Regions from separate parts of the Homo sapiens genome. Here region 2 is linked to region 1. Evidence: chromatin loops called from intact Hi-C (ENCODE). Cell type or tissue: dorsolateral prefrontal cortex. All regions are shown on one strand. Links, peaks and the distances in the headings refer to the core of each region. The heading gives the core; the rest is flanking DNA. Region 1 overlaps BICRA (BRD4 interacting chromatin remodeling complex associated protein). Region 2 overlaps SELENOW (selenoprotein W).

Region 1 (14,678 bases), core at 6,679-14,678:
GTAAATGAATGAACACGGGAGTGTTCCAATAAAACTTTATTTAAGGACACTGAAATTGGAATTTCATGTAATTTTTGCAAGTCACGAAATAGTATTCTTATGATTTTTTTTCTTCAACTGTTTAAAAATGTAAAAATTATTCTTGGCTTGTGGGCTATAGTTTGCCTCTTTCTTTTGATGTCTTTATTGTGTTTTGTGATATGGACATACCATTATTTCTTTATTCAGTCCCCTCTTGAGGAATACTTCAGGTGGTTTATTTGTCATTGTTAACAAACAAAACTCCTATAAGATATTCTTGACTGAGCGTGTTGGCTCACACCTGTAGTCTCAGCACTTTGGGAGGCCGAGGCGGGCAATCACCTGAGGTCAGGAGTGTGAGACCAGCCTGGCCAACATGGGGAAACCCCATCTCTACTAAAAATACAAAAATGAGCCAGGCGTGATGGTGGGCACCTGTAATCCCAGCTATGCTACTTGGGAGGCTGAGGCAGGGGAATCCCTTGAACCTGGGAGGCGGAGATTGTAGTGAGCCTAGAGAGGGTTGCAGTGAGCTGAGATCGTGCCACTACACTCTAGCCTAGGCAGCAGAGTGAGACTCTGCCTCAAAAAAAAAAAAAAAAACTTGCACCCATGCTTTGCACACAGGTATGAAAGTACTTGTAGGGTAAATTTCTAGAAATAGAATTGCCAGACGTAGATGATAAGCTTTCCAGCCATTTTGTGGAAAGTGCTAAACCTTTTTGAAAAGGTTCATGCCAGTGATGGCTTCACTTGGTCCTGCAGCTTTACTGACACACGAGATTAGCAGCTGGCCTGTTCTTTGCCAGGCTGGAAAGTGACACACCCCCTGTGCTTTTCTCTAATTGTGTGTGAAGTTGAGCATCTTGCCGCCTCCACGTGGGGCTCTCGAAATCTCTTGGAAGCTGGGCGTGGTGGCTCATGCCTGTAGTCCCAGCTACTCAGGAGGGAGGCTGAGGCAGGAGGATCACCTGAGCCCAGGAGTTTGAGGTCAGCCTGAACAACATAGCGAGATCTCATTTCTGAAGAAAGAAAGAAATGGAAGGAAGAGAAGGAGGGAATCTCTTGGTGAACAATCCACTCATATGTTAGTTTTTTTGCTTTGGGAAGCTAAGATGGGGGATCACTTGAGGCTAGCAGTTGAAGACCAAATAATAATAATAATTTTGTGCTCATTTAGAGAATGTAGAAAATACAGAAAAGAACAAAGAAGAAAAATAAGTCACATGTAATACCACTGTGTGCAAGCAGTTGGTAAAAAAAAATTTTTTCTGGCCAGGCACAGTGGCTCATGCCTGTAATCCCAACATTTTGGGAAGCCGAGTTGGGTGGATCACGAGGTCAAGATATCGAGACCATCCTGGCCAACATGGTGAAACCCCGTCTCTACTAAAAATACAAAAATTAGCTGGGCATGGTGGTGTGTGCCTGTAATCCCAGCTACTCAGGAGGCTGAGGCAGGAGAATTGCTTGAACCCGGGAGGCGGAGGTTGCAGCAAGCGAGCTGAGATTGAGCCACTGCATTCCAGCCTGGGTGACAGAGCGAGACTCCGTCTCAAAAAAAAAAAATTTTTTTTTCTTTGTTTTGTTTTATTTTTTGTTTTTGAGACAGAGTCTCTCTCTCTCTCTCGCCCGGGCTGGAGTGCAGTGGCGCGATCTCGGCTCACGGCAACCTCTGTCTCTGGGATTGGAGCAATTCTTCTGCCTCAGCCTCCCAAGTAACTTGGATTTACAGGCACATGCCAGCAAGCCCGGCTAATTTTTGTATTTTTAGAGAGACGAGGTTTCACCATGTTGGCCAGGCTGGTCTTGGACTCCTGACCTCAAGTGATCCACCCGCCTTGGCATCCCAAAGTGCTGGGATTACAGGTGTGAGCCACTATGCCAGGCCTAGCTTTGTTTTTTCTAAGACAAATATTGTAGAAGAAGTAATATTTTGGTATGAAGTTTCTGTTTAACCCCCCGACCCCAATTTTATTTAAAACATTTTTTAAATAAGTCATTTTATTCACATAGTATGATCATCAGAAAGTTTTTTTTTCTTTTTTTCCAGAGACAGGGTCTTGCTCTGTTGCCCAGGCTGGTCTTGAACTCCTGGGCTCAAGCAGTCCTCCTGCCTTGGCCTCCGAGAGTGCTGGGATTACAGGCATGAGCCACTGAGCCTGGCCTAATTTATTTTTATTTATTTTTTCTGAGACTGAGTCTCTCTCTGTCGCCCAGGCTGGAGTGCAGTGGCAAGATCTTGGCTCACTGCAAGCTACGCCTGCTGGGTTCAAGCAGTTCTCCCTGCCTCAGCCTCCGGAGTAGCTGGGATTACAGGTGCACACCATCCCGCCCTGCTAATTTCTGTATTTTTAGTAGAGACAGGGTTTCGCCATGTTGGCCAGGCTGGTCTTGAACTCCTGACCTCAGGTGATCCGCCTGCCTGGCCTCCCAAAGTACTGGGATTATTATAGGCGTGAGCCACCACGCCTGGCCACCTGGCCTAATTTTTGTATCCCTTTCCAGTTCTTCGTGTATATACAACCTAGTGCAAATATGGTTTACGTTTCTCTCCCATTTGTACCCAAAGGGGAGCTCATTATGTACTTACTGTGGCAGCAACAGTGAGTTTGCTTGTTTTCTGTTAGAGTCTTGAAGTATTCCTTTGTACAGAAGAGCCACAGTTCATTTCCCCAGGAAATGCCATATTGATGCACTTTAGACCATATCCAGATTTTGGCGTTCTACACGAAGCTGCAGGAAACAACTTGTTCACCTGTTTTGTTTTTGTTTTTGTTTTTGAGACAGAGTTTCGCTCTTTTTGCCCAGGCTGGAGTGCAATGGCGTGATACTGGCTCACTGCAACCTCCGCCTCCCAGGTTCAAGCAATTCTCCTGACTCAGCCTCCCTAGTAGCTGGGATTACAGGTGCACGCCACCATGCCCAGCTAATTTTTGTATTTTTAATAGAGACGGGGTTTCACCATGTTGGCCAGGCTGGTCTCAAACTCCTGACCTCAGGTGATCCACCCGCCTCAGCCTCCCAAAGTGCTGGGATTACAGGTGTGAGCCACCGCGCCCGGCCTACTTGTTCACCTGTTATTTCCCACATATGCAGGTCTGTTTACTTCCTGGAAGCCTGTTTGCTGGACTAAAGCAAATGTGCATTTATAACTTGGATAGCTACTGCTGAATTGCGTTCCTCTTGAGTTGTAGCAAATTGTGCCAGTTGAGACCCCTAAGGGCAGTATATACAAGCATCTTTACTAGACATAGGCTTTATTCCTAATGCGACGGGTGGTAAATGGTACCCTAGGGTGAAAAATAGTGCCCTGGGGTGCGTTTTGCTGTGCATTTCTCTTATTACAAGTGAGGTTGAGTAGCTCTGAAAATACTTAAGCCTTTTGTCTTTCCTTTTCTGTGCACTGTCTGATCATATCCTTTGCCCCTTTTTCACCAGTTGTAATTCTTAGTGATTTCTAGAGTCTCTCTATATATGAGAGAGATGAACTTTGTATTTGGAGTTGCAACTGTTTTCCCCAGTAAGTCATTTGGCATGTGACTTAATTTGTGGATTGTGTGTGTGTGTGTGTGTGTGCGCACTTTTGATGAGAATGAAATTAAATTTTTTTAATTTTTTGGTATCTTTAAGCTTTTTATGTTTAAATGACTTCAAACACATAAAAAGTTTCAGAATTAGTACAGAGAGCTCATAGGAGTTCTTTACTCCTCAACTAGATGTATTAGTTATCTATTGCTATGCAGGAAATTACCCTCAAAACTTAGCAGCTTCAAACAGCAAGTATTCACGTGTCTCACACTGTTTCTAAACATTAGGAATCTGAAAGCAGCTTAGCTAGGAGGTTCTAGCTCTGGATCTCCCATGAAGTTGTGGTCATCTGAAGGTCCCACTGATCTGGAGAACCTGCTCCCACGCTCACTTGTGTGGCTATTAGCAGGAGGCCTCAATTGCTTCCTCAGTGGGCCTCTCCAAAGGGCAGCACATGACACACAGCGGTTGGCTTCCCGCAAAGTGAGTGACCCAATAGAAACAGACAGAATGCTCAGGATGGGAGCCGCAGGCTTTTTATAACTAATCTTGGAAGTGTCATATAATCACTTCTGCCAAATTCTATTGGCCACAAAGACCAGCATATGGGAGGGGACTGAACACAAGGAGGTGAGGATTGTTGGTGGCTGCCTCCCACGTCTACCCATTGTCAGCCTTTTGCTACATCTGCCTTGACCTTAGCATTCTCATTCTGTGTACACTTTTTTCTGAATCAGTTGAGAGTAAGTTGCAACCATTATACCCGTTTGCCCCTTAATATTTTATTTTATTTATTTATGTATTTATTTATTTTTGAGTCTGAGTCTCACTCTGTCGCCTAGTCTGGAGTGCAGTGGTACAATCTTGGCTCACTGTAGCCTCTGCCTCCCAGGTTCAAGCAATTCTCTTGCCTCAGCCTCCTGAGTGGCCGGGATTACAGGCACACATCGCACCCTGCTAATTTTTGTGTTTTTAGTACAGATGGGGTTTCACCATGTTGACTAGGCTGGTCTCAAACTCCTGGGCTCAAGTGATCCACCTGCCTTGGCCTCCCAAAGTGCTGGGATTGCAAGCGTGAGCCACCGCGGCCAGCCTACCCCTTAATATTTTAGTATAATATTTCAGCCTTGGAGAACAAGGACATTCTCTTACTTAACCATCATACTGCAAAGAAATAAAGCAGACAGCATTGACATGATACTGTTGTCATATCCTCTGTCCATAATCCAACTTTACCAGGTGCCCAGGGATCCTGTAATGTTGTATTATTCTCCTATTTCATGTAGCATTGGAGTGCCGCTGCATGTGGGCCACCTCCCTGAGCCCTTGGAACCTACTGAGTGGGCCAGTTCTCTTTTCTCCGACTCAGCGACGCACCTGCCATTGGCCATTTGAGTCATTTCTCCTTTTCCTCTATTGTAAATGCTCCCAAAGTGGGCAACCCCATAGCAAGTACTTGAATATTCTTTTTTTTTTTTGAGACGGAGTTTCACTCTTGTGCCCAGGCTGGAGTGCAGTGGCGCGATCTCATTTCACTACAACCTCCGCCTCCTGGGTTCAAGCAATTCTCCAGCCTCAGTCTCCTGAGTAACTGGGATTACAGGTGCATGCCACCATGCCCGGCTAATTATTTTTGTATTTTTAGTAGAGACAGGGTTTCATCATATTGATCAGGCTGGTCTCGAACTCCTGACCTCTGGTTATCTGCCCGCCTCAGCCTCCCAAAGTGCTGGGATTACAGGCGTGAGCCACCGTGCCCGGCCGAATATTCTTCATCACAGATTCCTGGAGGGGAATTTCCAGGTCAAAGTTGTGACCCTTTCAAAGTCCCCAGACCAAGCTGCCTTCCAGGAGGCAGTCCCACCAGCCGTACACAGCGCCAAGGACTGCGCCTCTCATCTCTTCTTAGAGGTGGCAAACCTTTTGAAGACTGATTGATTGATTGGTTTGGTTTGGTTCTTTAACTGTCAGAAGTTACTCAGGGCCCAGCTTGGAAGGGATGCTGGAAGGGCCCTGGGACTTAGAGGCCAAAGCTGGTGGTGAATCTGATGTCATGCCGAGATGCCCGGTTCTGGAGTGTGGTGGTGCTGGCTGTCCTCGGGCAGATATCCTGAGCCCTCTGAGCCTGAACTCAGTCAGCTTTGAGAAATGGCTCAGAAGTCACTGAGCAGTGTAAAGGCCTCAGTTCCGCCTTCACCAGCCTGGAGAGTCTGGACCAGTTTTGGAGCCTTGGCCTCAGTTTCTTATCTGTGAAATGGGTCCAGTGTTACCACTGCCCTCAGGGCTAGGGAGAGATCACACAAATGGATGCGGGAGGCCGGCCATTCGTGTTAGATCAGCATGAGCTGTTACTAGGATGCAGATTCTGTGACAGCAAGTATCACGGTGCCAGCCCAGTGTTGGGTGCACAGCTGGTGCCCACTGGTTACACAGTGGCTGCTCTGGTTATGATTCTTTGGGAGGAGGGTCCAGAACGGCAAGGTGCTCCGTCTGAGACATGCTTTAGGCGAGGTGGCTGTGTGCGTGTGACAGAACTAGCACCAGATCGCGTGTGCTTGCAGACACAGGCTTCATCAGAGTCTGGTACGTCGTGCACACGCATGCACGCTTGTACCTGCAAGCTCACGTGGCGCCCAGGTAGGCCTGCAGCCATGGACACACAGGCACACAGAGGCAGGTGCCCAGGACACTTAGAAGGGGGTCCAGGCCTTCCCATGCCCGCATCCAGAGGTCCACACGTGGCTGTGAACCCAGGCCTGTCCCTGTGTGGCCATCCGTATTCTCGGCAGCCCCCGTGCCGTGGCCATCAACCCCGAGCCATGGTACACAGCATCATGCTGGTGTCTCTTTGCCTTGACTTGGCTGGATGGGCTGGTGGGGGCTGGCGGCTGGGACGCTGCCCTGCCTGCCCTCCTTCCCCGCTGCTGTGCTCGCCGCCCGGCCCTCCTGCCTCCTGCTGGGCAGCGGGTGTGGTGCCCCTGCTGCCACCGCCACCACTGCCTCTGCTTCCTCTGCTGCTGCCACCCCAACCCTGCAGGGCTCGCCTTTGTCTGGGGAACTGCGAGGGGTGGGGGGAATGGGGCAGAAGTGGGGTTGAGATCGGAGGCCAGAGAAATGTGGAGGAGCTGCGGTGGGGGACAGAGGTCGAGGGCAGGTGGAGGGGGTGCTGTGGGGAATGAGAGGCGAGGGAGGGAAGGGCAGCCGTGGTGGGCTCCTCTCTCAGGATGGGTGTGGGCTAGGAAGGGGGCTTCTGGCGGGGATGGCTGGGGACCCCAGTGTCTTGGGGCAACAGGAGCTATGGTTGGTTCTGACCCCCGCCCCTCCCCTCTCCCTCCCTCCCCTGCCCAGATCCCGGCAGCGGCTCCGCTGAAGGGCCCAGGCCCCTCTTCGTCCCCGTCACTACCTCACCAGGCCCCTCTGGGGGACAGCCCCCACCTGCCCTCCCCACACCCCACCCGGCCCCCTTCCCGCCCACCCTCCCGGCCACAGAGTGTGTCCCGCCCTCCCTCAGAGCCACCCTTGCACCCTTGCCCCCCACCCCAGGCCCCCCCAACTCTGCCTGGCATCTTTGTCATCCAAAACCAGCTAGGCGTTCCCCCGCCTGCCAGCAACCCGGCCCCTACTGCCCCAGGCCCGCCGCAGCCGCCTCTCCGCCCCCAGTCCCAGCCGCCTGAGGGACCGCTGCCCCCAGCCCCCCACCTCCCTCCATCCTCCACCTCCTCTGCTGTGGCCTCCTCCTCTGAGACGTCCTCCAGGTTGCCAGCCCCTACGCCATCCGACTTCCAGCTCCAGTTCCCACCCAGCCAGGGGCCCCACAAGTCCCCCACTCCCCCTCCAACCCTCCACCTGGTCCCTGAGCCGGCAGCACCCCCCCCACCGCCTCCTCGGACCTTCCAGATGGTGACCACCCCCTTCCCAGCGCTGCCCCAGCCGAAGGCTCTTCTCGAGAGATTTCACCAGGTAACGGGAGGCAGGGACTGCCCGCCCCATCAGCCCCATCCCATCCCACCCTCTCAGTCTGATGGGAGCCCCTCCGCCTTACGGCTCTGTGATCCTCCCCAGCCCTGCTGCGTCTGGACACCCCTACACCTAGCCTATGTTCCCCACCCCTCATCCACCTGTCCCCTCCTCAGGTGCCGTCCGGAATCATCCTCCAGAACAAGGCTGGGGGGGCCCCTGCCGCCCCGCAGACCTCCACCAGCCTGGGGCCCCTCACCAGCCCCGCTGCGTCTGTGCTGGTCAGTGGGCAGGCCCCATCTGGGACCCCCACTGCCCCCAGCCACGCCCCCGCCCCGGCACCCATGGCCGCCACAGGTAGGAGAGAGGTCGCCTATGTGCCCAGGGAGACGGGGCCTGAAGATGGGTGGGCGGGGCTGAGCAGGGAGAATGGGCTGGGGCAGGGCTGTGGGACTCAGCACAGGGCATCAGCCAGAACTCAAGGGACACAGGAAGGCCAGAGGTGGCAGGGCTGGCCCCAGATTTGAAGGGCCGGAGGGCCAGGAGGAGAGCGGTGGGGTACAGGATGGGGCTCCCGTTTGAGGAGGGGGCCTTCATGCAGTGACCGCAGGCCCTGTCTCCCCCACCCCACCCACCCCCAGGCCTCCCTCCTCTGCTTCCAGCCGAGAACAAGGCTTTTGCCAGCAACCTCCCGACCCTGAATGTGGCCAAGGCCGCTTCCTCCGGGCCAGGGAAGCCCTCCGGGCTGCAGGTAAGGGGCCCTTAGAGCAGGGGTCAGGACAGGACCAGGAGTCTTCGGGAACTGGGAACTGGGGCTGGCAGGGGCAGGGAGACACTGGAAGACGCGGACAGGATGAAGCTGGGACCATCAGGCAGCTGAGACACCACGAACAGCCGTGCAGGGACAGGAAGGGCAGAATGACACCCAGACAGGCAGCCAGAGATGAGGGAGAAACACGGAGACGGTGGGACGGAGACGGCACCAAGACTACTGGCAACAGTGTAAGGGACTATGACTGGGGAAAGAGCAGGTGATATGGACACAGGACGGGAAGGACAGGGCTGAGATGACAAGATGTGAGCTCAGGACAGGAAAGGCGGGTTTAGATGAGACAGACCGGAGACGGAGCAGATCAGGGACCGAGAATGAAAGGGTGAGAGGGTGGGGACAGCTGAGGCCGAGGCCACTTGTAGATGTAAGACGTGGGGGAGACAGAAGACAAGGAGAGGAGCAGGTGGGAGGACCAGGACCCAAGAGGCCGGGAGAAGCTCAGAGATGGAGATGCCAGAATGAAGGCCAGACGCTGAGGACAAGAGGGGAAGCCAGGAAGGGAGGCGGGGGGGCGAAACGACAGGAGCCACACTGGGAGAGAGACTGTGCGAGGCAGGGGCACTGGGTGCTGGGCGGTGATGTGGGAAGCAGGCATCCGGCAGAGGAGGGAGGTCACACAGAGGCAGCCCTGGGCGAGGGGACGGAGGGAACCCAGGCAGAGGACACCCAGGGCTCCAGCCTGCCTGTCACCCTCTCCGTCCACTCCCCAGCCCAGCCCAGGTCTTCCCCTGGGGTTCATTGTGATGGGCAGGGGATCCTGTAGCTGGGGCCAGGCCCCCACCTGGGTGAGACACTGGTCCCCTGTCCCGTCTTTATCCTAGGCTAGAGGGGAAGCTGGTCGGGGGAGGGAAGGCTTCTGGAGGCAAAGGCCTCTCACTCGCCTTTCTTCTCCCAGTATGAGAGCAAACTGAGTGGCCTGAAGAAGCCCCCCACGCTTCAGCCCAGCAAGGAAGCCTGGTGAGTCCACACCCCATCCTTGCATGCCTGCCCTGTACCTTCCAGAGACCTGGGGGAGCATGGGGCCACCCTCCAGAAGCAGAGTTGGGCAGGCCCAAGTGCCAAGCCCAGCTCCACCTCTTGGTAGCGATGTAGTTCCCTCATAGACCCTCAGTTTCCCCCTCTGGAAAATGGGGTGACCAGAGAGTGGTGGAGGGAGGGTGGGCTGTGGCTCCGCCAGGCTGGGGCTCAGGAGGGCGGCAGTTTGGTCCATCCTGGTTGTTGCTGTGCCCTCCATGTCTCCCACACGGCTGGGCCGCGTCGGTGCTGAGCCCCACTGGGTGGGTGAAGTGATGGGTGGGGGAAGTGAGTGGGTGGACATGGCTGTTGGGAGGATGATGGGGGGGGTGTTTGGGGATGGATGGATGGGAGTCTGGGCGGATGGATGGGTAAATGCTGGATGCCTGCCTGCCCTCTCTCCTGCCCTCCTTCCACCACCAGGGTTTTTTGTTTTGTTTTAGGGGGGGTTCTTTGAGCCAGAATCTTACTCTGTCACCTAGGCTAGAGTGCAATGGCACAATATTGGCTCACTGCAACCTCCGCCTCCCCCGTTCATGTGATTCTCCTGCCCCAGCCTCCCAAGTAGCTGTGACCACAGGCGTCTGCCACCATGCTCGGCTAATTTTTGTATTTTTAGTAGAGATGGAGTTTCACCATGTTGGCCTCAAGTGATCCACCTGCCTCGGCCTCCCAAGGTGCTGGGATTACAGGTGTGAGCCACCACGCCCAGCCCACCATGAGTGTTTTTTTAAAAACATATAAGTCCGGGGGGCAGAGGTTGCAGTGAGCCGAGATCATGCCATTGCACTTCAGCCCAGGCGACAGAGCAAGACTGCATGCCCTCACCCAAAAAAAAAAAATTTTTTTTTATATATATTGTGGAGACAAGGTCTTACTATGTTGCCCAGGCTGGTTGGTTTTGTTTTTGTTTTGTTTTGTTTTTGGAGACGAAGTCTCATTCTGTCACCCAGGCTGGAGTGCAGTGGTACAATCTCGGCTCACTGCAACCTCTGCCTCCTGGGTTCAAGTGATTCTCCTACCTCAGTCTCCCGAGTAGCTGAGATTACAGGTGCATGCCACCACACCTGCCTAATTTTTGTATTTTTAGTAGAGACGGGGTTTCATTATGTTGGCCAGTCTGGTCTTGAACTTCTGGCCTCAGGTGACCCACCCATCTCAGCCTCCCAAAGTGCTGGGAGTACAAGTGTGAGCCACCATGCCCGGCCTAGGTTGGTCTGAAACTCCTAGTCTCAAGTGATCCTCCCACCTCAGTCTCCTGAGTAGCTGGGACTACAGGCACGTGCCACCACACTCGGCTAATTTTTAAATAATTTTTGTAGAGACAGGGTCTTGCTGTGTTGCCCAGGCTGGCCTTGAACTCCTGGGCTCAGACAATCCTTCTGCCTCGGCCCCGCAAAGCGCTGGGATTGCAGGCGTGAGCCTCTGCTTGGCCTAGGAGTGTGAATTAAGTCCCCACTCAGTGCCCAGGCCTGAGCCCCATGTTGGGAACACAGGAGTAAGTGACACAAAGTCCCTGCCCCCACAGTGCAGAGAGGCTGCTGGTTTTTAGCCGAGGGTGGAGTTGGGCCTGCCTGGTGGGGGAGACAGTCACACTGCCAACAGACAAAACCCATTGTAACATGGGCTACAAAAGCGGCCCGTGAGAAGACAGGATCCAGCCTCCCTCCCTTCTTCCCGAAGGCTGCACTTTGGAGGAGGCACGGTGGAGCCACACTGGCCCCAGGTGGCAGGAGGCAGAATAGCAGCTTCCAGGCTCTGGCCTCACTTCCCGCTCTGCTCTTCCTCCCTTACGTGCTTTGGAGAGGAGTGACTTCACTTCCTCGACCTCACCTTCCCTTTCTGTAAAATGGGGATAGCGATAGCACTGCTTTGGTCGGCCCCAGGGACTCAGTGAGATGGAACAAGCACGTTCAGTACATGGGAACACCACTGCCCAAGTATTCCCCTTCCCGCTGTTGTGTTCAGTTGCGGCCTGGGGCTGAGGGTTCAGGGACTTCCCCTGGCCCTCACCCGTCCCCCCCACCCTCCGCCGTGTGTGGTCTCTCCCCTTTCCACCCGCAGTTTCCTGGAGCATTTGCACAAACACCAGGGCTCCGTCCTGCACCCCGACTACAAGACGGCCTTCCCCTCCTTTGAGGACGCCCTGCATCGCCTCCTGCCCTACCATGTCTACCAGGGCGCCCTCCCCTCCCCCAGTGACTACCACAAAGGTGAGGCCTCCCCAGGACACGGCCCTATATGTCCCAGGGGACCCCAGCCCGTGGGGCGGGGCGTCGCCAGTGTGGAGCCGCAGGTCCACGGTGCGCTATGCTGACCCTGCCCCGCCCTCCTTCCTGCGCATCCGCGGCCGCCCCCAACATCTCCGCCCTTGCCTCTCTTCCCTTCCTCGCAGTGGACGAGGAGTTTGAGACGGTCTCCACGCAGCTGCTGAAACGCACCCAGGCCATGCTCAATAAATATCGGCTCCTGCTCCTGGAGGAGTCCCGGGTAGGGTCAGAGTCGCCTTCCTCGCCTCTGGGCTCCTCCTCGCTGGGACACTGCCCCTTTCCCTCACCCGCTCTGGGCAAGGTGGAGCCTCCCGCCCCTCCTAGCCCCGGGAGGGAGGTTGGGAGGGAGGCGGGAGCTCCCATCACAAGGACAGTTTGGACCTTGCACGCATCGTCCCCGTCGCTCGCGCCCCTTCCCCCTTCTTGCTGGTTCACTCGCACGTCGTCTTTTCCCCCACCCCAGAGGGTGAGCCCCTCAGCGGAGATGGTAATGATCGACCGAATGTTCATTCAGGAGGAGAAGACCACCCTTGCCTTGGATAAACAGCTGGCCAAGGAGAAGCCGGGTGAGAGGGGGGAGTGAGAGGGGAGGGGAGGGAGAGGTGCCCCCACCCCACCTGGGCAGAAGAGTTAGATTCAGGGCGGGGAGTGGGTGTGTGGCCCTACCTCACTCCACCACTAGGCGGTGCCCCAGCTCCACCTTCCTGCTGGCAGCTGTGCCTCCCCTGACCTCCCGCCTCTCAGACCAGATAGCCCACATCCATCTTCCTCCATCCCTGTGTGGCCCTTCCACCCCCACCACTCTGGGATGGGGGGAATATTTCTGCCACCCCCGTGGGACACAAAACAGGAGAGCAGGCGCCTAGGTTGCAAAATATATAAGGTAACGCCCACTCTTGGGTGCCAGTCCTTTGCTTGGGGACCCTGAGAGTGAGCACCTCCTTAAGTGTTGCACCTTAGGTGGCTCGCTGGCCTCACTCTAGTCTCCTGTCTGCAGGAAACGGTACAGGCAGATCCCAGCTGCCAGAGTTTCCAGAATATTCCCTTAGCCTTTGCCCACATTCCAACTCCAGGGCTTCCCTGGATAAAAGCATGGTCCCTGCTTTGTGCTGCCAGGCGCAGGCTTTTTACGTCGAGCTCTGGACCTTAATTTTGAAAAAGTAGTCATTGGTACTTAAATGAGTGCAAAGGGGTGGCCATAGTGAAGGAGGGGCCAGGAGCGAGTCTGAAGTCTCTAGGGTAGGAGAGGAAGGGTAGTTCCGTGGTTAGGGGCTCGATGCTGGAGTCTTGGTTTAAATCCTGGCTCTGCCACTTACTAACTGTGTGACCTTGGGCAAGTTACTTACCTTCTCTGTGTCTCTGTATTCTCATTTTGTAAAGTGGGGGTTATGATGATCAGCTTACAATCTCTTATCTGACACCCTCGGGGCCTGATATGTTCTGGAATCTTTTTGCTTTTAGAAAGGCAATGAGCTCACTCCAGCCTGGGCGACAGAGCGAGACTCCGTCTCAAAAAAAAAGAAAGGCAATGAGCTACCTCAATGCTGTCTTCTGATTTACCCCCAGTGGGTTTGGGGAAGCACTGTGTGATCAAACACACTAGTATTTCTGGAGTGAAATCGATGGGTATCCAGAGTAGTTGAGATAAATCATGACCATAAATAACCTCATGTAGCCGGGTGTGGTGGCTCACACCTGTAATCCCAGCACTTTGGGAGGCTGAGGCGGGCGATCACCTGTGGTCAGGAGTGTGAGACCAGACTGGGCAACGTGGCGAAACCCTGTCTCTACTAAAAATACAATAATTAGCCAGGTGTGGTGTCTGGCACCTATAATCCCAGCTACTTGGGAGGCTGAGGCAGGAGACTCGCTTGAACCCAGGAGGCGGAGGTTGCAGTGAGGTGAGATGGCGCTACTGCACTCCAGCCTGGGCAACAGATTGAGACTGTCTCAAAAAAACAAACAAACAAACAAACAAAAAACCTCATGTCATTTCGGACCAGATTTTGAAATTAGATACCTCCTTAGCCCCATTTTTAAAAAGTTATGTATATAATTAGAGCAGTGCTGTCCAATAGAACTTCATATTTTATTTATTGTTTTTTTGTTTGTTTGTTTGTAGAGACAGGGGTCTCACTACTGTGGCCAGGCAGGTCTCAAACTCCTGGGCTCAAGCGATCCCCCTCCCTTGGCCTCCCAAAGTGCTGGGATTACAGGCCTGAGCCTTGTTTTGTATTCTCTTAATTTACTTATGTCTGAATGAGCCCCACGTGGCTCGTGGCGCTGTGCCAGGCACAGTGGTTTTAGAGTTGGGGGAATTTGGGCCTTGCTGAAGAGGGTCTCACCAAGCCTATCCTGAGGATTGGAGGGTCCAGGGTGCAGTCTGGTGCCTGGCAGGTAGTAGGTGCTCACTGCACACAGCTCCTCCCAGCTCGGTCGGGGGGTCCTCATCCTAACCCCGCGGGTTTTCTTTGCCCCGATTCTGCAGACGAGTACGTGTCTTCCTCCCGCTCGCTCGGCCTCCCCATCGCAGCCTCTTCCGAGGGTCATCGGCTTCCCGGCCACGGCCCCCTGTCGTCTTCAGCTCCCGGGGCCTCCACCCAGCCCCCTCCACACCTGCCCACCAAGCTTGTGATCCGGCACGGCGGGGCAGGCGGCTCCCCTTCGGTCACCTGGGCCCGGGCGTCCTCCTCCCTGTCCTCCTCTTCCTCCTCCTCCTCTGCCGCCTCCTCCTTGGACGCCGACGAGGACGGCCCCATGCCCTCCCGCAACCGCCCGCCCATCAAGACCTACGAGGCCCGGAGCCGCATCGGGCTCAAGCTCAAGATCAAGCAGGAAGCCGGGCTCAGCAAGGTCGTGCACAACACGGCCCTGGACCCCGTGCACCAGCCCCCGCCACCCCCCGCTACCCTCAAGGTGGCCGAGCCCCCGCCACGGCCGCCACCACCACCGCCGCCCACGGGCCAGATGAACGGCACGGTGGACCACCCGCCGCCTGCCGCCCCCGAGCGCAAGCCCCTGGGCACCGCCCCGCACTGCCCGCGCCTGCCACT
Region 2 (14,797 bases), core at 3,370-11,369, 91 kb after region 1:
CAGGATGATGGCTGAGATGGTGATGGGTCAGAGGTGTGCAGGATGACGGCTGAGATGGTGATGGGTCAGAGATGTGCAGGATGACAGCTGAGATGGGGTCAGAGGTGTGCAGGATGACAGCTGAGATAGGGTCAGAGGTATGCAGGATGACAGCTGAGATGGGGTATGCAAGATGACAGCTGAGTTGGTGGTGGGGTCAGAGGGCTGCCCTAAAACAGCTCTCCTGGTTTGGGAATGAAAAGTGCTAGCAACCCAACGGTTCAGAATCCGGAACTCTAGGTCTTTGTCCCATTGCCAAGAAACAGTTCCCAACCCAGCAGGTCATGTGACAGCGTCCGGCCAAGTTCCCAGCATGTTTTGAGACAGAATTTCCTTGCTCCACAATTTCGAGTAGGTCACTAATTATCACCGGGCTCTGAACCTGAGAATTAGTTCTAGGAATATTCCAGACCTGATCCAGCTCCAGAAACTTACCCACTTTGGAACTGAACATGAGTCCAAGAATGCTCTAGAAACAAATGCTAACTCTAGAATGGATTGTCTGCTCCAAAAAAACCCTAGAGCTGACTCCCAGTTCTCCCCATAGAGCCGAGAATGAAATACACCACCAGCTCCCAACACACTGTAAACCTGAGCCCCCCTTCCCAACCCAGCAATTGAAAAATGTGAACCAGCTCCTAAGCACTAGAATTGACCACTAGTTCCTGGAGTTGGCTACTGGTTCCTTATCACTGTTTTTCTTTCTTTCTTTCTTTTTTTTTTGAGATGGAGTCTTGCTCTGTCTCCCGGGCTGGAGTGCAGTGGCGCGATCTCGGCTCACTGCAGCCTCTGCCTCCCGAGTTCAAGCAATTCTCCTGTGTCAGCCTCCCAAGTAGCTGGGATTACAGGCACATGCCACTATGCCCGGCTAATTTTTGTATTTTTAGTAGGTCTGATCCTGTTGGCCAGGCTGGTCTTCAGGTGATCCACCTGCCTTGGCCTTCCAAAGTGTTGGGATTACAGGCGTGAGCCACCGTGCTTGGCCTCCTTAAGCACTCTGAACCAAGTATTGTTTCCAGCCTAATACATTGTGGAACAAGTGGCAATTTCTATATGAACCTCAGGAACAAAGAACTACTTTCCAGCACCTTCTGAGTCTGATTTTCCAGTTTGTAAGCCAGTATGGTCCAGATAAGCGTGAAACCCAACCCATTCTAGAACAGTTACTAGCCCTTTTTCTGGTCTCTGGCACTGCAGGGCCTGGAGCATAGTTTATTTTTTGAGGTGGAGTCTCGCTCTGTCGCCCAGGCTGGAGTACAGTAGTGTGATCTCGGCTCACTGCAACATCTGCCTCCTGGGTTCAAGGGATTCTTGTGTCTCAGCCTCGTGAGTAGCTGGAATTACAGATGTCTGCCACCATGCTGGGCAAATTTTTTTTTTTTTTTCTAAGACGGAGTCTCTGTCGCCCAGGCTGGAGTGCAGTGGCGTGATCTCGGCTCACTGCAAGCTCCGCCTCCCGGGTTCACGCCATTCTCCTGCCTCAGCCTCCCAAGTAGCTGGGACTACAAGCGCCTGCCACCACGCCTGGCTAATTTTTTGTATTTTTTAGTAGAGACGGGGTTTCACCGTGTTAGCCAGGCTGGTTTTGAACTCTTGACCTCAGGTGATCCGCCTGCTTCGGCCTCCCGAAGTGCTGGGATTATAGGCGTGAGCCACTGCGCCTGGCCATACTTTTTACTCCCCTCTAACCTTCAGCACCAGTTCCCATTCCATGTTGATCTAGAACAGAGTATCCCATCCCAACACACTGTGGACCCAAGTACCAGCTCCCAGTGTGCCTTGTGCCAGAAAACTAGTTTTCAAATGCGTTAAACTCAAGTTCCATTTCCTAAAATTCTTTACCAGAGCAGAATGAGGTCATGTTCAATGTGAATTGGGACGTGCCAATTTGAAGTAATGCAGAAACGATATCTTGCCTTATGTGCAGGTCTGAAACAAAGCAAATCCCTCTAACATAAAGGAAAAGAAAAATGGAATTGCCTAATTCCAAAGCTGCATCAGCTGAATGCATTGTGGACTGTTGCTGTTGAGCGTGGGGTGGGGTGCCACCATGCAGGCTTTGAATTCTTTTTTTTTTTTGAGACAGAGTCTCGCTCTGTCACCCAGGCTGGAGTGCAGTGGCGCGATCTCAGCTCACTACAACCTCCACCTCCCAGGCTCAAGCGATTCTCCTGCCACAGCCTCCCAAGTAGCTGGGACTACAGTTGTGCACCATCACGCCCAGCTAATTTTTCTAGTTTTTGTAGAGATGGGTTTTTTTCACCATGTTGCCCAGACTGGTCTCAAACTCTTGGGCTCAAGTGATCCGCCCGCCTCAGCCTCACAAAGTGCTGGGATTACAGACGTGAGCCACCACACCCGGCTATCTTTCTTCCTTTTAACATGGGCCCCACGCCTGGCCTCTGTTCCTGCAAACTGACTCCCTACCCCAACCACCTCTTTTTCTCTCCACAGTCCAGGGACCTTGACCCAGCCCCTCTCAGCAGACGCTTCATGATAGGAAGGACTGAAAAGTCTTGTGGACACCTGGTCTTTCCCTGATGTTCTCGTGGCTGCTGTTGGGGGCAGAGATTGACGCCCCCGGTCTTTGCCTCTGAGCGGGAGAGTCTGTGTGTATGTGTCTTCCCCGGAATCCACACCACCCCACCCTCCTCCTGTCCCGTGGTTTCATCATATCTCTTTGCATACCCCATGTCTTCCCCAGTTGTCCCCTGGAGTTTGGGGGGACATCCCGCCTCAGGCATCCTTCTCAAGGGGAAGCCAAGAGAGGCATCAGGATGGGTGGGTTTCTGATTGTGGCAACGTTTGCAACCGTTCACGATTCAATAAATATTGGATGAATTTAACTGAATGTGCCTGTGAGGAGTGTATCTTGTTTTACCCCTGTGCCTCCTCCCTCCAGGACCCCGTCCCAGAAATTAGCAACCACGTGTTGAGTGCTCAGTGCACCAACCCTCTGTAGGGAAGCACCTTACTGCAATGCTGAGGTTGTTATTTTTTAAGACAGTCTTGCTCTGGAGTGCAGTGGTGCGATCCCAGCTTACTGCAGTGTCCCTCTCCTGGGTTCAAGTGATTCTCCCGTCTCAGCTTCCCGAGTAGCTAGGACCACAAGTGTGAACTGCTATGCCTGGCTAATCTTTTTCTTTTTCTTTTTCTTTCTTTTTTTTTTTTTTTTTTGAGACGGAGTCTTGTTCTGTCGCCCAGGCTGGAGTGCAGTGGTGCGATCTTGGCTCACTGCAACCTCCGCCTCCCGGTTCCAGCGATTCTCCTGCCTCAGCCTCCCATGTAACTGGAATTACAGATGCCCGCCACCACACCCAGCTAATTTTTTGTATTTTTAGTAGCGATGGGGTTTCACCATGTTGGCCAGACTGGTCTCAAACTCCTGACCTTGTGACCCTCCCGCCTCGGCCTCCCAAAGTGCTGGGACTACAGGTATGAGCCACCGCGCCGGACGTAATTTTTGGATTTTGTAATAGAGACAGGGTTTCACCATGTTGGCCAGGCTCGTCTTGAACTCCTGACCTCAGGGGATCCTCCCGCCTTGGCCTCCCAAAGTGCTGGGATTATAGGCGTGAGCCACCATGCCCGGCTGTTTTTGTAACTATTGATAGCCATGAAGTGCATGGACACTTTCCTCAAATCAGGTACAATTCTAAACTGTTTCACTCTCAAACCTTGACCCACTCATTCTGGGAGGACAGAAATAAAATTGTTCCTCCCCCAAGTCAAATGCTGCGACTCCTGAAACCCACCACATTCCATGGATCTCTGCTCAGTGACATCTGGGAAACACAAGACAGCCATCAACAATAGCAACAAGAGGCCGGGTGCAGTGGCTCACGCTTGTAATCCGGCACTTTGGGAGGCCAAGGTGAGCAGATTGCTTGAGGCCAAGAGTTCAAGACCAGCCTGGGCAACATGGTGAAACCCCACCTCTACTAAAATTAGCCCAAGTGTGGTGGCAGGTGCCTGTAATCCCAGCTACTCGCCACCTGCCACTAGGTTGAGAACCGCTTCAACCTGGGAAGCAGAGGTTGCAGTGAGCTGAGATCGTGCCACTGCACTCCAGCCTGGGCGACACACTGAGACACTGTCTCAAAAAACAAAAAAACCCCAAACCAAATGAACAATAGCAACAAGAAACAAGCCCCCACATGGCTTCATTTCTAATGATTCTGAGGATTTTCTTAGTATGACAGTCCTTTGGTGGTATAGTTCTTTATTTTTTTTCTAAGACAGGTTCTCTGTCACCCAGGCTAGAATGCTGTGGTAGGATCATGGCTCACTGCAGCCTCGACCTCCTGGGCTCAAGTGATCCTCCTGCTTCAGCCTCCTGTGTATCTGGAATCACAGGCACATGCCATCATGCCTGGCTCTTTTTTTTTTTTTTTTTTAGAGATGGGGTCTTGCTATTTTGCCCAGGTGGTCTCAAACTCCTGGCCTCAAGTGATCCTCCTCCTTTGGCCTCCCAAAATGCTGGGATTACAGGCGTGAGCCACGGAGCCTGGCCTGGTGGTGTAGTTCTTTTTTTTTTTTTTTTTTGAGATGGAGTCTCGCTGTGTCGCTGAGGCTGGAGTGTAGTGGCGCGATCTTAGCTCACTGCAACCTCCACCTCCCTGGTTCAAGCAATTCCCCTGCCTCAGCTCCTGAGTAGCTGGGATTACAGGCATATGTCACCACGCCTGGCTAATTTTGTGTGTGTGTGTGTGTGTGTGTGTGTTTTGTTTTTCTTTTTTCAAGTAGAGATGGGGTTTCACCATGTTGGCCAGACTGGTCTCAAACTCCTGACCTCAGGCGATCCCCCCGCCTCGGCCTCCTAAAGTGTTGGAATTACAGGCGTGAGCCACCGCACCGGGCCCTGGTGGTGTAGTTCTAAGCTAGGTAGAGAGAGATCACAGAGAGTGGCATCTGAACATCTGAGACTCAATGGAGGTTGACCGTAATCCCATTTGCCAACTGGTCTCACATTTGGGGTCAGCCCAGTATCAACATCCTCAGCTGTCAGCACTCCACCTGTTAGCCAAGGCACACTGTGGCACCCATTCATCATTTAAATGACACAAGACTTTTCAGTTCTTTGTTTAAGCAAGAATTCTGGCAGGGCTGGGCTAGGTTGGCTTATGCTTCAGTGGGAACCTAAATCTAAACGAACCTAAAGCAGAACGAACCTAAATCTCCATGGATGAACACAGCACATGCAAAGCCCTCTCCAGAGCAACAGTTCTCCTGCTTCTAGTCAGGAATCTAGCGCAATGTTGTCCAATAGAACTTTCTGCACGATGGAATTTTTCTCTTTTTTTGTTTTTTTGAGATGGAGTTTCACTCTTGTTGCCCAGGCTGGAGTGCAATGGTGGGACCTTGGCTCACTGCAACCTCTACCTCCTGGGTTCAAGCAATTGTTCTGCCTCAGTCTCCCAAGTAGCTGAGATTACAGGCGCCTGCCTGTAGCTACCATGCCTGGCTAATTTTTTTTTTAATGTATTTTTAGTAGAGATGGGGTTTTACCACGTTGGCCAGGTTGGTCTCAAACGCCTAACCTCAGGTGGTCCACCCACCTCGGCCTCCCAAAGTGGTGGGATTACAGGCGTGAGCCACCGTGCCGGCTAGCATGATGGAATTTTTCCATATCTGCCCTGCCCAACACCATAGCAACTGACTTCATGTTACTGGTGACAACTTGAAATGTGACACGACCAAGGAACTGAATGATTATATTTGGCCGGGCGCAGTGGCTCACGCCTGGAATCCCAGCACTTTGGGAGGCTAAGCTGGGAGGATCACTTGAGCCCTGGAGTTTGAGACCAGCCTGGGCAACATAGTGAGAACCTGTCTCTACAAAAAATACAAAAAACAGCTGGGCATGGTGGTGCATGCCTGTAATCTCAGCTTCTTGGGAGGCTGAGGTGGGAGGATTGCTTGAGCCCGGGAGGTCGAGGCTGCAGTGATCTGTGATGGCACCACTGCACTCCAGCCTGGGCGACAGAGTGAGTGCCTGTCTCAAAAAAAAAAAAAAAAAGAAAAATAACATTCAACCCATGTAATATGTGGCTAGTTGTTATCGGACTGTGCAATTCTGTTATTCTGTTGCTGCACCTGGCCCCAAAGCAGCTTTAGTAGACAGAGCGGAGACAGCGTAGGCAATCTTGCATTGGCTTTTCTTTTCTCTTTTCTTTCATTTTTTTTTTTGAGACAGAGTCTTGCTCTGTTGCCCAGGCTGGAGTCCAGTGGCATGATCTTGGTTCTCTGCAACCTCCACCTCCGGGGTTCAAGCGATTCTCTTGCCTCAGCCTCCTGACCAGGTGGGACTACAGGCGCACGTCACCACGCCCAGCTAATTTTTGTATTTTTAGTAGAGACGAGGTTTCACCGTGTTGGCCAGGCTGGTCTCAAAGTCTTGACCTGGTGATCCACCCTCCTTGGCCTCCCAAAGTGCTGGATTACAGATGTGAGCCACTGTTCCCGGCCTGCTTTTCTTTTTTTTAAAGAGACGAAGGTATCGCTGTGTCGCCCAGGCTGGAGTGTTAGTGGCATGATCACGGTTCACTGCAGCCTGGAAGTCCTGGGCTCAAGCGATCTTGCCACCTCAGCCTCCGTAGTAGCTGGGACTACAAGCGCACCACCACTTCCAGCTAATTTATTTTTTTTCATTTTGTTGGGGAACTGGGCGAGGATGGGGCAGGGTGGGAGGCCTTGCTATGTTGCTCAGGCTGGTCTCGAACCTGGCCTCAAGCGATCTTTCCCGCTTCGGCCTTCAGAGCAGGCATTGGCTGCTAAAAGCATCAGCCAGGAAGTGATGCGTATCAGCTTTCGTCACAGCCCATTGGCCAGAACCAGTTACGCAGCCCCGCCCACTTTGAGAACCCCTACCACGAAACCCCTGCCTACCTGCAGAACTTGGCTGGGGAACTTAGTCTTCCTGTGTTTAGGAAAGGGATGAGAACTTGAAAACTTGGTGAGCACTACAAATATCTACCAGGGCTCTTATTTTAATCGTACCGTATGCATGAAAACGCCAGCATCGGATTTTGGCGTAATCAAGACAATTCACACCTTCAAAGAATTCAGCCTGACCATCACCCAGCCTGAAAAGGGGAGACACCGTGAATTCCTTTCTAACAGCGACAGCATGTGGCCGCGTCTGAGAACTGCATCTTCTCAGTTCACCTCGGATCACCGCGGAAGACCAGGAATCACTGTGGAATCCCTGTGGGTCACCAGGAATCACTTCCGGTCATCTAGATTTTAGGGTAGTCAAGTGAATCACCATCTTTGAATTGGTGACATGACACTTTCTTTTTAAAACTTAAAAATTAAAATTTAGCCGTGCGCGGTGGCTTACGCCTGTAATCCCAGCGCTTTGGGAGGCCGAAGAGGGCGGATCACGAGGTCAAGAGATCTAGACCAGTCTGGCCAACATGGTGAAACCCCGTCTCTACTAAAAATGCAAAAATGAGCCGGGCGTCGTAGCTCCCAGCTACTCGGGAGGCTGAGGCAGGAGAATCGCTTGAAGTCGGGAGGCGGAGGTTGTAGTGAGCTGAGATCGCGCCACTGCACTCCAGCCTGGGTGAGAGTGAAAAAAAAAAAAAAAATTAAAATTTTTCTAGGTACATAGTAGGTGTATATATTTATGGGGGACATGGGCTATTTTGATACAGGCATCCAATGCATACTAATAACATCAGGGTAAATGAGTTATCTATCCCCTCAAGCATTTAACTTTTGTGTTACAAATAATCCAATTAAACTCTTTTTTTTTCTTTTTTCTTTTTTTGAGACGGAGTCTTGCTCTGTCCCCCATGCTGGAGTGCAGTGGCAAGATCTCGGCTCACCGCAACCTCCGCCTCCTGGGTTCAAGCGATTCTCCTGCCTCAGCCTCCCGAGTAGCTGGGATTACAGGCATGCGCCACCACGCCCGGCTAATTTTTGTATTTTTAGTAGAGATGGGGTTTCACCATGTTGGCCAGGATGGTCTCGATCTCTTGATCTTGTTTATCCGCCCGCTTCGGCCTCCCAAAGTGCTGGGATTACACGCGTTAACCACCGCACTTGGCCTTTTTCTGTATTTTTAGTAGAGGCGGGGTTTCACCATGTTGGCCAGGCTGGCCTCAAATTCCTCACCTCAGGTGATCCACCCACCTCGGCCTCCCAGAGTGCTGGGATTACAGGTGTGAGTCACTGTGCCCGGCCACACAGGCGTGAGCCACACTGCGCCTGGCCAGGAGATTCTTTTTAATTTAGCAGTTTTCAGAATATTAAATTGGAGCCTCAACAACTTTCTCTAGTTTTTTTTTTCTCTCTTTTTTGAGGACCATTGTGAACCAATGGACTTTCATGCATCTGACGTCTTTCAATTCATTGCAGCTCTTCTTTGTAAGCTCAAGTTGTTCAGCCTTTGGTTTCTTTTCTTTTCTTTTAAAAAATATTATTATAGAAACGGGGTCTTGCTATGTTGCCTGGCTGGTCTCGAATTCCTGGGCTCCGGCGATTTGCCCGCTTCGACCTCCCAAAGCAGGAGGGGCTTTTGTTTTATCCAAGCTCTCTGTCCCCGCCCCCTCCCCCAGTAGCCTGTCGGGTGTCTCCTGCCTCCAAATCGGATCTAATTCTCTCTCTGCTCTGCTGAGACTGGCCCTGGCTTAAGAGGACTGGAACACTTGCTACATGGGACCAGGACAGGGTCAGAGAACCAGCGCCGGGGAGACCCAAGGGCCAGGATTGCCACCAGGGGGCAGCAGAGAGGCAGAGTAGCAGAAGGAAGAGGTGGGGGTGCTTCCATCTGACGGCGGGCAGTGGGAGGGCGGGGTGGTGGATGAGGAGGGGATGGTATAGAGGGAACAGTCCTCCCACCCCCACCAGAGTGGGTTAACAGTACTTACATGGTCACTGGATGCGTATTGAAGAATGAGCCCGGGCTCAGTGATTCACGCCTGTAATCTCAACACTGGGAGGTTGAAATGGGAGGGTCTCTGGAGGTCAGGAGTTCGAGACCAGCCTGGGCAATGTGAAAAAACCCCGTTCCTACCAAAAATACAAAAGATTAGCCAGGCGTGGTGGCACGCGCCTGTGGTCCCAGCCACTCGGGAGGCTGAGGTGGGAGGATCCCTTGAGCCCAGGAGGTGGAGGTTACAGTGAGCTGAGATCACACCCATTGCACTCCAGCCTGGGCGACAGAGTGAGACCCTGACTCAAAAAACAAACAAACAGACGAAAAAACAACAACAACAAGATAATTGAAGAAGATGTGGGCCAGGCGAGGTGGCTCACGCCTGTAATCCCAGCACTTTGGGAGGCCAAAGTGGTTGGATCACTGGAGGTCAGGAGTTCAAGACCAGCCTAGCCAACATGGTGAAACCCCGACTCTACTAAAAACACAAAAATGGCATGGTGGTACGTGCCTGTATTCCCAGCTACTTGGGAGGCTGAGGCAGGAGAATTGCTTGAAACTGGGAGGCAGAGGTTGCACTGAGCTGAGATCGCATCACTGCACTCTAGCCCCTGGGTGACAGAGAGACTTCATCCCAAAAAAAAAAAAAAAAAGAGAGAGACTGACAGAAAAAGACCAAGAACATTCTGTATGTGATGCTATTATTAGCTATAATAATGGCAGATATGGTTTGTTGATCACTGACCATAATCAGTGTTAAGATTTACATGATTTGACTCATCTAACCCTTCTCCAAACCCTCCCTTTCACCAAAAAATCTTTCATATTAAAAATTCACAGTTTTTTTTTTTTTTGAGATGGAGTCTCACTCTGTCACCTAGGCTGGAGTGCAGTGGCATGATTTCGGCTCACTGCAACTTCTGCCTCCTGGGTTCGAGAGATTCTCCTGCCTCAGCACCCCAAGTAGCTGAGACTACAGGCACGCACCACCACACTCAGCTAATTTTTTATTTTATATTTATTTATTTTTATTTTATTTTATTTTTTTGAGATGGAGTTCCGCTCTTGCTGCCCAGGTTGGAGTGCAATGGCGCGATTTCTGCTCACTGCAACCTCTGCCTCCCAGGTTCAAGCAATTCTCCTGCCTCAGCTTCCCGAGTAGCTGGGGTTACAGGCATGTGTCACTACGCCCAGCTGATTTTGTATTTTTAGTAGAGACGGGGTTTCTCCATGTTGGTCAGGCTGTTCTCAAACTCCCGACCTCAGGTGATCTGCCCGCCTCGGCCTCCCAAAGTGCTGGGATTACAGGTATGAGCCACCGCACCAGGCCCAATTCACAGAGTTTTAAAACATCAACTTTTAAAGATAGATGCTTTCTTTACATTAGATAAAACACACTTGTCTTAAGTGTTCAGTATAATTGCTTTGATAAATGTATGCAACTGTCTGGGTGCGGTGGCTCATGCCTGTAATCCCAACACTTTGGGAGGCTGAGGCAAGAGTATCACTTGAACCCGAGAGTTCAAGAGCATCCTGGGCAACATAGCAAGACCCTGTCTCTACAAAAAATAAAAAAAAATTGGCTGGGCATGGTGGTGTGCACCTGTAGTCTTAGCTACTTGGGAGGCTGAGGTGGAAGGATCACTTGAGCCTGAGAGCTTAAGGCTGCGGTAAGCCATGTTTGTGCCACTGCACTCCAGCCTGGGTGACACAGTGAGACCCGTCTCAAAAAAGGATCAACAACAACAAAGTATACAACTATGATACCAGCACCCAAACAAGAAGCATCCATCAGCCCCCAAATTTCCCTGGGACCTTTTTGCAGTCATTTTATATTCATTCTCACACCTGCCTGGGCAACCACCAATCTGCTTTCTCTAACTATAGATTACTTCTGTCTCTTCTAGAATTTCATATAAATGAAATAGTATCATATAGAGCTTTCTGTAACTACAGATTATTTCCATATCTTCTAGAATTTCATAGAAATGAAATTGCATCACATACAACCTCTTGTGTCTGGCTTTTTTCACCCAACATAAATGATTTTGAGATTCTTCCATATCACATGTGTATCCACAGCTTGTTCCTTTTCAGTGCTGTGTTATAGTCCATTGTATGGACATACCATAATTTGCTTAACCATTCACTTGGGCTGTTTCTATTTTGGTCTTTTATGAATAAAGTTGTTATGAATATTCTTGTACAAGTCTTCCTGTGGACATATGTTTATTTCTTATTTATTATTTTTCTCGAGACAGGGTCTTGCTTTGTCACTGAGGCTGGACACAAGGCTTGCTGTGTCCTTGTCCTGGGCTCTAGTGATCCTCCCATCTCAGCCTCCTAAGTAGCTGGAATTACAAGTGTGTACCATCATGCTCAGTTAATTTTAATATTTTTATAGAGATGGGGTCTCATTATATTGCCCAGACTGGTCTCAAGCAGTCCTCCTGCCTCAGCCTCCCAAAGTTTTTTTTTTGAGACGGAGTCTTGCTCTGTCACCAGGCTGGAGTGCAGTGGCATGATCTTGGCTCACTGCAACCTCCACCTCCTGGGTTCAAGCAATTCTCCTGCCTCAGCCTCCCAAGTAGCTGGGACTACAGGCATGCACCACTACACCCAGCTAATTTTTGTATTTTTAGTAGAGATGAGGTTTCACCATGTTGGCTAGGATGGTCTCGATCTCTTGACCTTGTGATCCACTCGCCTCGGCCTCCCAAAGTGCTGGGATTTCAGGCGTGAGCCACTGCATGTGGTCCATTTTAGTTTTAATATGCATTTCCCTGATGATTTTTGATGTCATGGGCTTACTGGCCTTTTTGCATATCTTTTTTTTTTTTTTTTTTTTTTTTTGAGACGGGAGGCTGGCTCTGTCACCCAGGCTGGAGTCAGTGGCACGATCTTGGTTCACTGCAACCTCCACCTCCTGGGTTCAACCAATTCTCCAGCCTCAGCCTCTGGAGTAGCCACCACACCTAATTTTTGTATTTTTAGTAGAGACAAGGTTTCACCATGTTGGTCAGGCTGGTCTCGAACTCCTGACCTCAGGTGATCCTCCGGCCTCGGCCTCCCAAAGTGCTGGGATTACAGGCATGAGCCACCGTGCCCAGCTTTTTTTGTATTTTTAGTAGAGACAGGGTTTTGCCATGTTGCCCAGGTGGTCTTGAACTCCTGGGCTCCAGCCATCCTCCTGCCAAAGCCTCTCAAAGCGCTGGAATTACAGGCATGAGCCACTGTGCACAGCCTGGTCTAAGAAATCCTTGCTCACTCCAAGACTGTAAAAATATTCTCCTATGGATGCTTCTAGAAGCTTCCTGGTTGTAGCTTTTCATTTGGAGTGAGGTGGGAGTCAAGGTTTTTTTTGTTTTTGTTTTTGTTTTTTTTTTTTTTTTTTGAGACAGAGTTTTGCTCTTGTTGCCCAGGCTGGAGTGTAATGGCGTGATTTTGGCTCATTGCAACCTCCACCTCCCGGGTTCAAGTGATTCTCCTGCCTCAGCCTCTCGGGTAGCTGGGATTACAGTCATGCACCACCACGCCCGGCTAATTTTTTAGTAGAGATGGGGTTTCTCCATGTTGGTCAGGCTGGTCTCGAACTCCTGACCTCAGGTGATCTGCCCGCCTCAACCTCCCAAAGTACTGGGATTACAGGGGTGAGCCACCGTGCCCAGCCCAGTTTATTTTTATTTATTTACTTTTTTATGGTGAAAAGATATACATATATTGAGAATTAGCCAGCTGGACTCAGTTTAGATGATCCCAATTTTGTTGGCAACATCCAAAGCATTGTAACCAGGAGTCGGTTGAACATGTGACTTCTTCTCTCCGTCAGGCCGAATCAGAGCTTCTTCACAGCCTGTTTGATCTGGTGCTCCTTGGCTTTAACATCTATAATGAAGGCAAGTGTGTTGTTGTCGTCTGTCTTCTTCATGGCGGACTCAGTGGTCGGCGGAAACGTGATGATCGCAGAGTGGCCAAGCTTGTTTCTCCAGGGGGCGCTCTTCTGAGGATATTTGGGCTCCCTCCGGAGTCGCGCTGTCTTGGGCCGCCTGAAGGTGGGTGACCTGCGGATCTTCTCTTCTGTGTGGCTGTGGACGGCTTTCAACACTGCTTTCTTGGCCTTTAAAGCCTTCGGTTTGGCTTGGGCTTTAGGAGAGGCAGGAGCTTCCTTCGCTTTCGGCAGCATCTTGTGAAAAGACAAGGTTAATTTTTGTTTTTGACCTTTTTTTTTTTTTTTTTGAGATGGAGTCTTTGCTGGGCGTGGTGGCTCACGCCTGTAATCCCAGCACTTTGGGAGGCTGAGGTGGGCGGGTCACGAGGTCAGGAGATCAAGACCATCCTGGCTGACACGGTGAAACCCTGTCTCTACTAAAAATACAAAAAATTAGCCGGGTGTGGTGGCGGGCACCTGTAGTCCCAGCTACTCGGGAGGCTGAGGCAGGAGAATGGCGTGAACCCGGGAGGCAGAGGTTGCAGTGAGCCGAGATCGCGCCACTGTACTCCAGCCTGGGCGACAGAGCTAGACTCTGTCTCAAAAATAAAAAAAAAAAATAAAAAAAAATAAAGAGGGAGTCTCTCTCTGTCGCCAGGCTGGAGTGCAGTGTCCTGATCTCGGCTCACTGCAACCTCCGCCTCCCAGGTTCAAGCAATTCTCCTGCCTCAGCCTCCCAAGTAGCTGGGATTACAGGCATGTGCCACCACGCCTGGCTAATTTTTTGTATTTTTAGTAGAGACGGGGTTTCACCATATTGGCCAGGCTGGTCTCGAACTCTTGACCTTGTGATCTGCCCGCCTCAACCTCCCAAACTGCTGGGATTACAGGTGTGAGCCACCGCGCCCGGCCCAGGACCATTTGTTAAACTCCCCATCCTCTCATCAAATTGACTTGATACTTTGTTCAAAACAAGTTGATTGCATATGTGGATCTATTTCTGGATTTTCTCTTTTATTCTACTGATCTCTTTGTTGATCTTTATGCTCATAACACACTTTCTTGACTACTGTAGCTTTATAATAAATCTTGAAATTAGGTAGTATACGTTCTCCAGTTTTGTTCTTTTTCAAGATTATTTGGCTATTCTAAATCTGCATTTCTGTCTAATTTTAGGATCATCTTATCAGTTTTATCAGAAAACTTGACTGAGATTTTGATTGGGATTGCAATGAATTTATAGGCAGATTTGGGGAGACTATCCATGAACATCAGATGCCTTTCTGTTTATTTAGGTCTTTTTTTTTTTTTCTTTTTTTTTTTGAGACTGAGTCTCGCTCTGTAGCCCAGGCTGGAGTGCAGTGGCACCATCTCTGCTCACTGCAAGCTCTGCCTCCCGGGTTCACACCATTCTCCTGCCTCAGCCTCCCGAGTAGCTGGGGCTACAGAGGACTGCCACCAGGCCCGGCTGATTTTTTTGTATTTTTTTTAAGTAAAGACGGGGTTTCACTGTGTTAGCTAGGATGGTCTCTATCTCCTGACCTCATGATCTGCCTGCCTCGGCCTCCCAAAGTGCTGGGATTACAGGCGTGAGCCACTGCGCCTGGCCTTATTTAGGTCTTCTTTAACTTCTACGGGCAATGTTTTGATAATTGTGGTCGTAGCTGTCCTGCACATCCTACTTTCTTCCTAGGCATTTTATAGGTGTGTGTGCATGCGTGCGTGTGTGTGTGTGTGTATTTTGAGACAGGGTCTTGCTCTGTTGCCCAGGCTGGAGTGCAGTGGTGCAGTGATGCTGCCTCAAACTCCTGGGCTCAAGCAATTCTCCTACCTCAGTCTCCCAAGTAGCTGGGACTACAGCTGTGCACTACCATGCCCAGCTAGTGTTATTTTTAATTTTTTTTGTGTAGATGGAGTCTTGCTTTATTTTACAGACTGGTGTTGAA

Evidence for each region. Hi-C counts contacts between places; a loop is a spot of excess contacts. Peaks named below come from ENCODE experiments on the same cell type or tissue, not always from the same donor. Only the 100,000 strongest peaks of a DNase experiment are listed, where the experiment ranks them.
Region 2: it touches region 1 in a loop (2.7-fold over the local background); 6 of 110 quality-filtered maps call a loop at or near these places.

What each region holds. Positions count from the first base shown.
Region 1 is chr19:47,687,215-47,701,892 of GRCh38, forward strand. BICRA (BRD4 interacting chromatin remodeling complex associated protein) reads left to right here. Exons shown (of 15, transcript NM_001394372.1): 8 at 6,901-7,512; 9 at 7,686-7,866; 10 at 8,151-8,260; 11 at 9,237-9,298; 12 at 11,420-11,568; 13 at 11,751-11,845; 14 at 12,089-12,191; 15 at 14,114-14,678. Among named protein-coding and RNA genes, the nearest start is that of EHD2, 19 kb to the right of the region's middle. RefSeq lists enhancers at 5,854-6,413, 6,414-6,971, 11,341-11,883, 11,884-12,424, 12,158-12,452. In dorsolateral prefrontal cortex, for the core only: CTCF peaks have their summits at 11,086, 11,288 and 12,297 (motif pointing right); DNase peaks (open chromatin) are centred at 10,957 and 12,319; H3K27ac peaks cover 3,667 bases.
Region 2 is chr19:47,781,797-47,796,593 of GRCh38, forward strand. SELENOW (selenoprotein W) reads left to right here. Exons shown (of 6, transcript NM_003009.4): 6 at 2,494-2,886. It also overlaps the pseudogene RPL23AP80. Among named protein-coding and RNA genes, the nearest start is that of SELENOW, 10 kb to the left of the region's middle. In dorsolateral prefrontal cortex, for the core only: CTCF peaks have their summits at 7,173, 7,375, 8,752 (motif pointing right) and 8,958; DNase peaks (open chromatin) are centred at 7,175 and 8,765; H3K27ac peaks cover 3,519 bases.